Linked DNA regions of Homo sapiens: region 2 is linked to region 1. A link is a loop called in an ENCODE intact Hi-C map of the cell type or tissue named here. Cell type or tissue: endothelial cell of umbilical vein. All regions are shown on one strand.

Region 1 (5,000 bases):
ATAAACATAGAGAATCCTATTGACTCTGCCCATTTTGGTGAAACTAGAGAGATCTTTGCTTTTTCAGGCATTCTCCATTTTAAAAATAACTATTATTCAGCAAGCTTTTAATCACTTATTTTCAGGTTTCCAAGATTCTTCATATGCTGCCTAATTTTTCAAAAATTTGAAAAAGAGAAGAAACATTTCTGTAAAAAATAGTTCTTTCACGTAAAAAGAGTAGAAGAAAAATGTCAGAGATAAGGGGAGGGAAAGAATGAAAAGTCTGTGAGCAAGATGTCTGTCTCGTATGTTTGTGAGTCAGAGGAAGAATTGGGAAAAAAAAAAACCTATGGGGAGAGAGAAGGAAACAGATTGGGAGACTAATTTAAAGCAGAATCAACTAAAAGGAAGTTGAAGATTTGAAAAAATAAGACAGCAGCATCAAGAAGAGAAAGTCTGTTGAAAAGAGAAGCAATAAGAAAAACTTGTAGCAATTCATGTATATGACAAATTCAACCCACGTTTAAATAAAAATGCAAAGATTTCAAAAACACCAAAGAAGGATTTAATGAAAGGTTCTCATCACCCACAAATAATAAAGATTTTTTCCCTAACCTTTATTTTATTTATTTATGTTTTTGGACAAAGTGCATTTACTCTCAAATTTCTAAGCCTTATGTTGCTCTCTTGTACCATTTTCTCATTCATTTTACAATTATTCTTAAGGCCAAATAAGTTTTGACATGCAAATTTATGTTCTGTTCTTAAGTATGTTTCCCTCTTCCATCCCAAGAAGGTAGTTGGACTGCCATTCAAATTATCTATAAAAATTATCTAAAGTAGTACACTGAGAAAATATGCTTAGGCTTCTGGGTCTATGTATGTGATATCCTAGACGCCCCCCCAGATGTCATACTCACTGAAAGAAATTAAAGTTCTAGAAAGTAAATATTAATGCATATCAGTTCTTCCCTCAGCTGGCAAGAAACTAATCAATAATCAGAAGCCAAAAAATAAAGTGAAAGAACATTGCATAGGGATAGGTAAGTGTTCACCAACCCACCTGACTTTCACCTGGAGGCATCTGCTGAGCCTGGTGTCCCTGAGTATCTGTTCTGATGTTATGACAGGAACAGTGAGCCAAAGATTAATCCTAGCTCCTACAAGATGCAGAATCGAACAGAAGACTCCATATGCAGTTGGCACTCCAGAAGGCTATATCCCCAGTGCAAGGGTGAACTGGATATAAAAGCACATCAGAGAGGAAATCTGTTTGTCTTGATGGACAGAAAGAACAAAAAGAAATCCCCCTTATAAAGAGAACAGAATCACTGAGCCTCCAAAAGGTTTATAACTCAAGTGCTAAAGGGACTATTAGTAACAAAATAATATATTGGCTGTTATTTTTTAATATCCATTATCTTGACAAAATAAAGGAACCTATGTCCAGATTGTAGCAAAGAGAGGAATACTGAAAGAAAATGTATTTCTTTTATTGAACTTGGAAGAGACTGAATTCAGCAGCAGTATTCCTGTGTGGACAGAACAAAAGGATACAGACAAGAAATGTCCACTTTTGGGGCACCGAAAGGAATTTAATTAATAGCCTCACAAAGACAGAGATTGCAGGTAATTACTCAAGGCCCAACAGACACAGGGATCACTGAAGGAGTCCATGTAATTATTGAAGGAAAAAAAAATGTCCTTTCATGTTCTCTTTGCAGGATGCATGGCACCTGAGCACCATAGAGTCCTCATTCTCTCCTATTCTAACTACCCTAACTCTGATTTAAATAGCATCTCTGAAGTATCTACTCTGAAGCCAGCACTGAGATAAGCAAAGGTAACACAGAAATGAATGAGATATGCTCTGAACCCAGGAGGAGTATAGTCTGGGAGGAGAATGAATGAAGACTGATGCATTAGTTAAGTAACAGAAAAAATGATATGCAACAGATGTCTAGAATGGCAAAGTATGGTGGGAAAACAGGAGGCAGAAAATTAGCTTTGATGGAGACAGACAGTAGTTGTTTCTCAGCTGAATCAGAGGAAGGGGGCCCGAAGAAAAGGAGTAGAAGAGCTTATTTAGTGAGTAAGAATAAAAGAATGGTATTCCAGGAAGGAGTCATGGCATGGGAACAGGAACAAAGACGTGAAAGGACTTTGTGTGTTTACGTAAAGATAAAATGTGCTATAGGGTAAATCATCAGCCAAGTAGCAGCAGGAGCAGCTAGTTTCCCATGCAAGAAGCTGCCGGGCCAGGGGAAGTGGACTCCTCTGGTCAAGTTCTCCTCCACAGCAAGGAGAAAGATGAACCATTGCTGACTTAGGTATAGCAGTGAATCCCTGGGTATTTCTAGATACATTCGCCTGGGAAAACGCTATTAGCTACTAATTTGGGAAACATATGGAGTGGTAATTGGGGTTTGTGATGTGGGAGTACTGAGAAATTCACTTGCTGATAACACAAACACAGAGAGGACACAGGTGATGTCAGACTTATTATAGAAGGTTTTAAATTTGCATATGTATATAAAATGAGTTCTTTTACATCCCAAGAATCTATTAGAGGCCACAAAATGAAGACATGATGCATTCACTCATTTATCCAGAATTTTTAATCACTTACTGTGTATCAATTATAAGTCTAGTGCTGAAGGCATAGCAGTGAGGACAAGATCAATGCTCACATGGCATCCAATTCTACTAGAATCATCAAAAATTGATGAGTCTTGATGTAATTAGCTGCAGCAATTAAACAGATATGGTTCAAATGACATTGCAAACATGATGTGCATCAAGATAACCTGGATAGTTTTTTTTTAACAGAGCCTAGCTCCAGTCACTATCCATCTTGTGCTTTTTAAGAAGTTTCTCCGGGGAACTTTGATATGTAGTCAGGTTCAAGAAACAGTCACATAGATCATTGCTTCTCAAACCATCTGTGGTGAAAGTCCAAGGTGTTTTTTTTTCATGTTTGTCTTTTTTTAATTTCTGATCTATAGTAGACCAATATATTATAAAATACAATAAGAAGTTATGAGAGATTCTGCTTGGATATCTCAGTAAAGTCAAATTGCTCCAAAAGTTCCTAATTGTTTACCCTCAATTCCTGTACCTCCCTAATTGTGGTGGGCAGGTATCAGTTTGCATAGCAGCTCCAGAACATTTTGAGTAGTACTGGTCTAAATTACAAGTGGTTTTGAAATTCATAAAGGAACGTCAATGTTGTTTTGTGACCCAGGAAGACAGCACAAAGAAGGTAGAGGTAAGAGGGAGAAAAACCACTCAAGGAAGAATAGCATTCACAAAGACACAGAGAAAACCCTACTTCTTAGGGTAGTTGTCATCAACTATGCAGTAAATGTTTGTGTATGGTATTATCTTAGCAACTATAGAAATTAAACAAGTGAATCCTCATTTCTGAGAGACTGGTTGTCTAAGTCAGTGAAACAACTAAACACAGCTCATGTTGGTACAAAGTAATTTTTATATTTACAAAATATTACAGACATGTACCCATATATACATTCAGATATGCATATCTTTAATATTTTATATTTTATATAGATGAAGAGAACACATATATTATACATACCTGTGTACACACATACATGTTCACTTGTGTGTCTTTTCCAGTGTATTGTATCCAGGACTAATTACTATTGATTTTACACAACCATTCCAATACCCTCTTCTACAGGATTCTTTGTAGACAGTAAGGAGTGAGATATAGGAAAGGTAGTTTAGAAGTGGTCTATAGTAAACCTTTATTTGTTTATTTGTTTTAGCATAGTGATTTATCTTACCTAAAGGGATGTTCACCTCAAAAAAATCCCTTTGTAAGTCATTTGGCATTGTATAAACATCTCAGTGGCCCATGCCATAAAACAACACATCAAGGATGTATTTTATTACTTCATTCAGCAAGCAGCTTAAATATTAATTCTGTTTACTGTAGGAACTTAAAAAAACAATTCAGCTGCAGCCAAAGGTCACAGTAAGAGGCAGTGAGATGTCAACTGAGGGACTCACTGCTGTCTCTACTCCCCATCCCAAACTCTCCTCATTTATCCTGAAAAATGGGCAACCCGAAATGTAAATGCAGATGTAGTGTTCTTCCTATAGGTCACCTGATGACATCCCCAAAACTACCTTGTTGTAAATTTAGAATTTCTACTGATTAAAGTCAAACCCCATAGAGAATACTCCAAATAGGGAAAATTTAGATAAGAAAGATTAGTTTAACTCTTCTAGGAAGTAAAATTTTTATTCCTTTTTTTAGATTTCATTTACCCTATTTTGTGAATGAAAGGCAAAAATTCTTCCATGTCAATAAAAAAATGATTTGAATCTAAATTCTCTGATACTGCAATAGATATGCAACAATCTCTTAAATATTTTCCTCTTGGTTATAGAAAGATGTTCATTTCAAAATCTTCAAATGTGTTACTTTTATCTGTAAACAATTTATATCATAGTATTCAAACAGGGTTTAGCATTCTTAGAATTACATAACAGAAAACAGTGCTATGCAACTTCAATGATAATATTTTAGATGCCCTTATGGGGAATTTGTGAATAGTTAAGTGGGAGGTCTATATTTCTTACAGAAGTAAAGGAGGTCTGGAGAAGAAAATAATTAGCAATAATACAAGCACTGTTTGTCGGATATGGAGACAAAAGCATGACAGAGAGATTCACTCAGTTTGCAAAATCAAGGAAAACAGGCAGGAAATGCTTCACTACCTGTCTGTTTCTTTCTGTGTGAAAGTAGTGAGAAAATGTATTTTTTTCTGAAAGATTATTTTAAAAACCTGAAGTGTCACTTGTAGCAAGTTTCCAGCTGAGGTAGATGGTCTTATCTGTCTTTTACTAAATTAGGAAGCAGTGATTTTTTTTTCATAAGCCTTTTCTCATATGTAACAGCTAAACTTAAACCTTTGTTAAGCAAAAGTTAAGGAAGCTTCTTGACTTTATTATATTGTTTTGTTCTACTCCTGCATTGCTTCATTGCT
Region 2 (5,000 bases), 940 kb before region 1:
TCGTTTTGCAGACTGTAGGAAAGGGAGTGGATAGGACTTCCTTGTGTGTATTTTGAGCCCTTCCCGCATTCCTGGCTCCATTTTATAATCTGCCCTTTCCTGCCTCTTACTTTCTGCCTTAAATACACGGTGCTCTGTCTTTCCTCAATGCCTTATACTTACTGAAAAGATGCAGAGTATATAGAACTATATGGACTATATAAACAATTGTGTGTCTGTATTTAAAATATATGCATATATACATAAATAAAATCTAAATGCAAAAGCTCTGTCTCCCAGGCTGGAGTTCAGTGGCAGGATCTCAGCTCACTGCAAGCTCCGCCTCCCGGGTTCACGCCATTCTCCTGCCTCAGCCTTCCGTGTAGCTGGGACTACAGGCGCCCGCCACCACGCCCGGCTAATTTTTTGTATTTTTAGTAGAGACAGGGTTTCACCTTGTTAGCCAGGATGGTCTCAATCTCCTGACCTCGTGATCCATCCCCCTCGGCCTCCCAAAGTGCTGGGATTACGGGCGTGAGCCACCGCGCCTGGCCAAAAGGCTCTCTTTCAAAATAAAAAATTGAAATAAATATTGTATCTTTTAAATAAAGAAATTCTTTTTTCAGTATAAAATATTCTCTGACTAGATTTCTTTAGCAAGAAGGAAAAAGATTCAAGGCTTACACAGTTTTGCTTATCCTGTACGCCGTTTTTAAGTTCCTGACAAAGAAAAGGTAGTAATTCTTCTTATGCTAATTAAACTGGTGGGTTTTTCTCAGCTATGAAATAAGCGCTAAAATCTCTCACATTAGAATTAGTTTCAAAGTTGGGAAATATTGTTTAGATAATTATTTGAATAATAAAACAATGGTTAGGCCAGATTCAAAAGTATATCAGTAAATATAAATGAAACAGCAGTTAACTAAGTTTCTTTCTTAAAAATACATTATTTTAAAGGCTGAAACATTTCTAATCAATACTTAATAGAATAATTTTATTGTTCCTGCTGCAAAAGTTTTCTTTTTTTTTTAATATAATGATCAGAAACCACTTTCAAGAATTGCAAACCCAGGAAAAAAGTTTTATTTTGCTTATCATGAACATATAAATGTACAGCTTTTACAGCTGTTTTCCAAGTTATTCAGGAAGATTCTTGACAAAGACTCTGTCCTTGATCTAATGCTAGTTAGGCTCCCCCGAGTGTCTCTCTGACTAGGCTCTGGATCTTGGGTTGTGTCCATGGTTGGCTTATTCCACTTTTGGCAAAAATCTTGCTAAGTCAGTTTACAGTAAATCTGACTACCCTCTATACGATATCTTATCACCCTGGCCTTCCTTCAGTAAAAATCCTGTTAGGTCAGTTTAGCAAAATATTACCCTACTCTTAGTAATATTCCATCCATCAAAGCCTGACTGTTCCCCTTAGCTATAAGTCTCCACTTTTCCTTATCATATTCAGAGTGGAGACTGATCTCTCTCCTCTACTATAAAACCCCACTGCAGAAGCCTCCCTTGAATAAAGTCTTCTTCACTGCCTTTAACATGTGTCGTAAACAATTTTTCCTTTAACAAGTCCAGTGGATGCCCATGGACAGCAGTGTCCCATAGGGCCCTATGCCTGCTGCCCACCCACCTGAACATTTCCATCCTGGCCTTATTAAGAATTCAACAGAAATAGTTGTAGCTTCTACACTGCATAATTTTTAAAACCCTACCCCTTCTACAAGCTCATTTCATCTCAACTATAATCTTGAGAGATAAGTGTAAAAGCCGTATTTTACAAGAAGAGATTGAGGCTCAGGGACATCAAAAGACTTGTCAGAATCAAATTGCAATGAGAGCTTAGATCTACTAAACCTATTCTGACTATTCTTTCTGCTAAAGTTTTTATTTTCTCATGGCTGTAGTGGGGGCTTGATATGGTCCAGCTGTTGATGAAGACAACGGAAGTGCGTCTCCTCTCCTTCGACCCATAGCTATACGTACACTCAGCCCCAGTCTCCAAGTGAGTACAAAAAGACCCTGCTTTAACAAGGGCAAACACAGTTATGCTCAGAATCCCAGTAAATCTGAATGCCATATGCTTGTACCATTTTGTAATTTAGGCTTGTGGGGCTTCTTTATAAGGTAAAATATTAAGTGATAGACTCTATGATTAAGAATATGTATGAGTTAATTACTCTTTCTTAGTAAGTGTTATGGATAGAATGTCTTTCCCTTATGACAATGTTCCAGAGTACAGGATCTGATTTCTCTAACTTTGCCTTAGATTATCCCTAAATTAGATGTCAGTCCCAGGAAGCTCCAACGCCTCTGTGTCAGGAAGGAGTTTGGCTTCAGAGGAGCTGACATCAAACCCACGCTGAAGAACCTCACCTCCGGGAAACCTGCAGGTCTGTGTCGTCTGCATCAGAGGTTTGGTGGGATGAATCCCTCAATCACTCTCCAATGTGCTGCCATGTAAGGCACCTAGTCATAGTTTGGCAACAGAATTTGCTCCCAGGATTTTCTCATCTTTGTAGACTATGCCTTTAAAATGCACCTTTCTTTACTGTACACTGGCCAGACACCGAGTTTCATCTTGTTCACCATGATAAAGAGCAGAAGGGAAAGGATCTTTTATTTCCCTATAGCTTGGAGTTACTCTCTCACCACCAGAGGGCAGGTGTGTACCAGGATGCCAAACCACAGCTTGCCTATTTTGAGGGCGGTATTTCAGTTGTGTCAATATACGGGTATCTTGACAAATGAGTGAAGAACTTCCAAAGGAATACAAGTGATTAATTGTGCTGATTAAGCCCTAGGGTAGGGAGCAGGAGAGCCTGCCGGGATCACTGAGTGTGCATCAGCACAGAAAAGTGACAGTAATTGGGGTCCCATGCTGAGAAGTCTTCAGATCAAGGAAGTTCAAGCTGGGCACATGGACTTCGTTAACCAAATCTTCTATTGTGTCTTTACTCAAGTTGTGGTTCATGCTTATTAAAAAATGCAGACTCTCAGGGCAGCTGCATCAGAATCGTCATGTTTAACAAGCTCCCTGGGTGATTCTTTCTCTCTTAAGTTTGAAACAGGATCTTGAGAGTGTCAGCAACTCAGCAAACTCTTTCAAAGCTAAGGTTCAGGTTGGGGAAACCCACAAGTGTTCTGGATTTTGTTGTGAACTTTTAAAAGCCCCGTCCAGGCGCCCATGAACGTAAGGCCTACTTGGTGGCACTTCCCTGTGGAACAAACAGGCAGATGTACAGATACAAATCATCTCTTTGTCTTGGCTCTTTCCTCGGCCTTTACACACTCCTCAGGAATACAAGTTTCATGAGCAATTTAACCCTCAAGATGTATACAAACAGATTTTTATTTAACAGATAAATTATACTTTAAAGTTGAGCTGGAATTCGTACTCATTTTAAATGGAATCTTAGAAATATGATCATGAGACAGCCTCAGCCATCAGGGATCATGCAATAATGACTTCTTGTGCATCAGTAGGAATTTCGTGTGAATCAGTGGCAGAACTCCAGCCATATATTGTCCCTAAAGATGGTTTCTAGGACACAAAGCCACTCCTTCTGATTCTAAATTTATGTAACAGGTTTGAATTCTATAGACACCAACTTGAGTGCGAAGAAATAGAACTCTTGTCCTGTCTCCAGAAATATAGTATTGGGGCTAAATTTAGTCCAATCAGTCTTTTATCAGAATTACTAATTCAGTCAAAATTTAATTCAAATTTTAATTCAGCTTCCTACTTCTTCCTCTGGAAGATATGCAAGTCTAGAGAGGAGAAGTCCATTCATTCGTGGCAGGGAGGGTGAGATTCTGTCTACTTTCATTATTTTGTGGCACAGTGCTGGATGGTGCTGGCTCCCACAGGTGACACAGTCATCACCAGTACAGTGTGCAGGAGATACCAGCCAGCATCTCACTTATAAAGGTCCACATACATCACAGTAATGTGCATCTCCTTGATCTATGACCTGTTTTTGGCCAGGTAGCCTCTGGCCATGATCATCAGCTCATGCTCCAAGTTACTTTCCACAGCTTACCATGGAGCCTTGGGAAGAGTACAGACCTCTTCATTGCCACTCCCCAGCCACAGGGAATCTCAGGTAGAGCTGGGCCCTCCTTTCGTCAAAATGTATCATTTCTGTTTTTTCCCCAAGCCTCATGGTATATGGTATCTCGGAGGTTTCTACTCTTAAACTGCATCCCAAACATGGCAAATCTGTTTTCACATCTCTCAGAAATGCCACATTTTTCAAGGGACATATTTATATTTTCTTCCTTTCCCTTCTTCACCTACCCCAGGGAGGAAGTACAAATTCCTCTCTTCGTCCAAAACAGCATTCCCAGGTCAGCTATGTCTTCCTGGAGCTCAAATTTTTAACATCCTTCCAAGGAAAGAAGGGAAATCAGTTTGATCTCTTATACCCTACTTGAGTCGGTCCTGTTTTGTGATAAGAGCAGCATCATTGCTCATTTAGACTGTCAGTCCTTGCTGTCCACGGAGGTCTTCACATTCGTCAATGCAGTTTGAGTTAGAAGTCAGATGGGAATATGGCTACAGGTATCTTCAGGAAAGAGAAAGGAAATAGTGTTAATAGTTGGTTATTCTGTCCTATTTTGCCTCGCCATACATGCTTGTGCCCAGAGAGAGTGAGTCACGACACAATCTTAATCTCCTTTATCTATTTCGGTACGTTCTCAGAGGCTATCCACAGAATATGATTAATGTTACTATCTTCACCCAGACAATAAGAGAGTTCTGGGATTTCCCTGGAGTGCTGGGACCCCTTGTGGGAAACACTAAGTAAAATGTATTTGACAAGAGGCAAATGGAGAAAAGACTAGCTGGAGCCAAGAGCTGGTGTGGTTTCAGTGTGTGCATACAAAGGGAAGCATAAAGAATATTTTTTGTTGAGCAGTGATAGAATTGCTCTGTATCCTGATTCTGGTTGAAGACGCATTAATCTATAAATTTTTTAAAATTCGTAGAACTATGCACCAAAAAGTCACTTTTACTG

Evidence for each region. A loop is a pair of places that touch in the nucleus more often than their neighbours do. Peaks named below come from ENCODE experiments on the same cell type or tissue, not always from the same donor. Only the 100,000 strongest peaks of a DNase experiment are listed, where the experiment ranks them.
Region 2: it touches region 1 in a loop (5-fold over the local background); 5 of 110 quality-filtered maps call a loop at or near these places.

Annotation. Positions count from the first base shown.
Region 1 is chr5:130,708,648-130,713,647 of GRCh38, forward strand. No RefSeq gene overlaps it. Among named protein-coding and RNA genes, the nearest start is that of HINT1, 450 kb to the right of the region's middle. In endothelial cell of umbilical vein, no CTCF peak of the experiment used is centred here; DNase peaks (open chromatin) are centred at 314 and 2,104; H3K27ac peaks cover 1,554 bases.
Region 2 is chr5:129,768,894-129,773,893 of GRCh38, forward strand. No RefSeq gene overlaps it. Among named protein-coding and RNA genes, the nearest start is that of MINAR2, 23 kb to the left of the region's middle. RefSeq lists an enhancer at 2,611-3,164. In endothelial cell of umbilical vein, a CTCF peak has its summit at 2,642 (motif pointing right); a DNase peak (open chromatin) is centred at 2,658.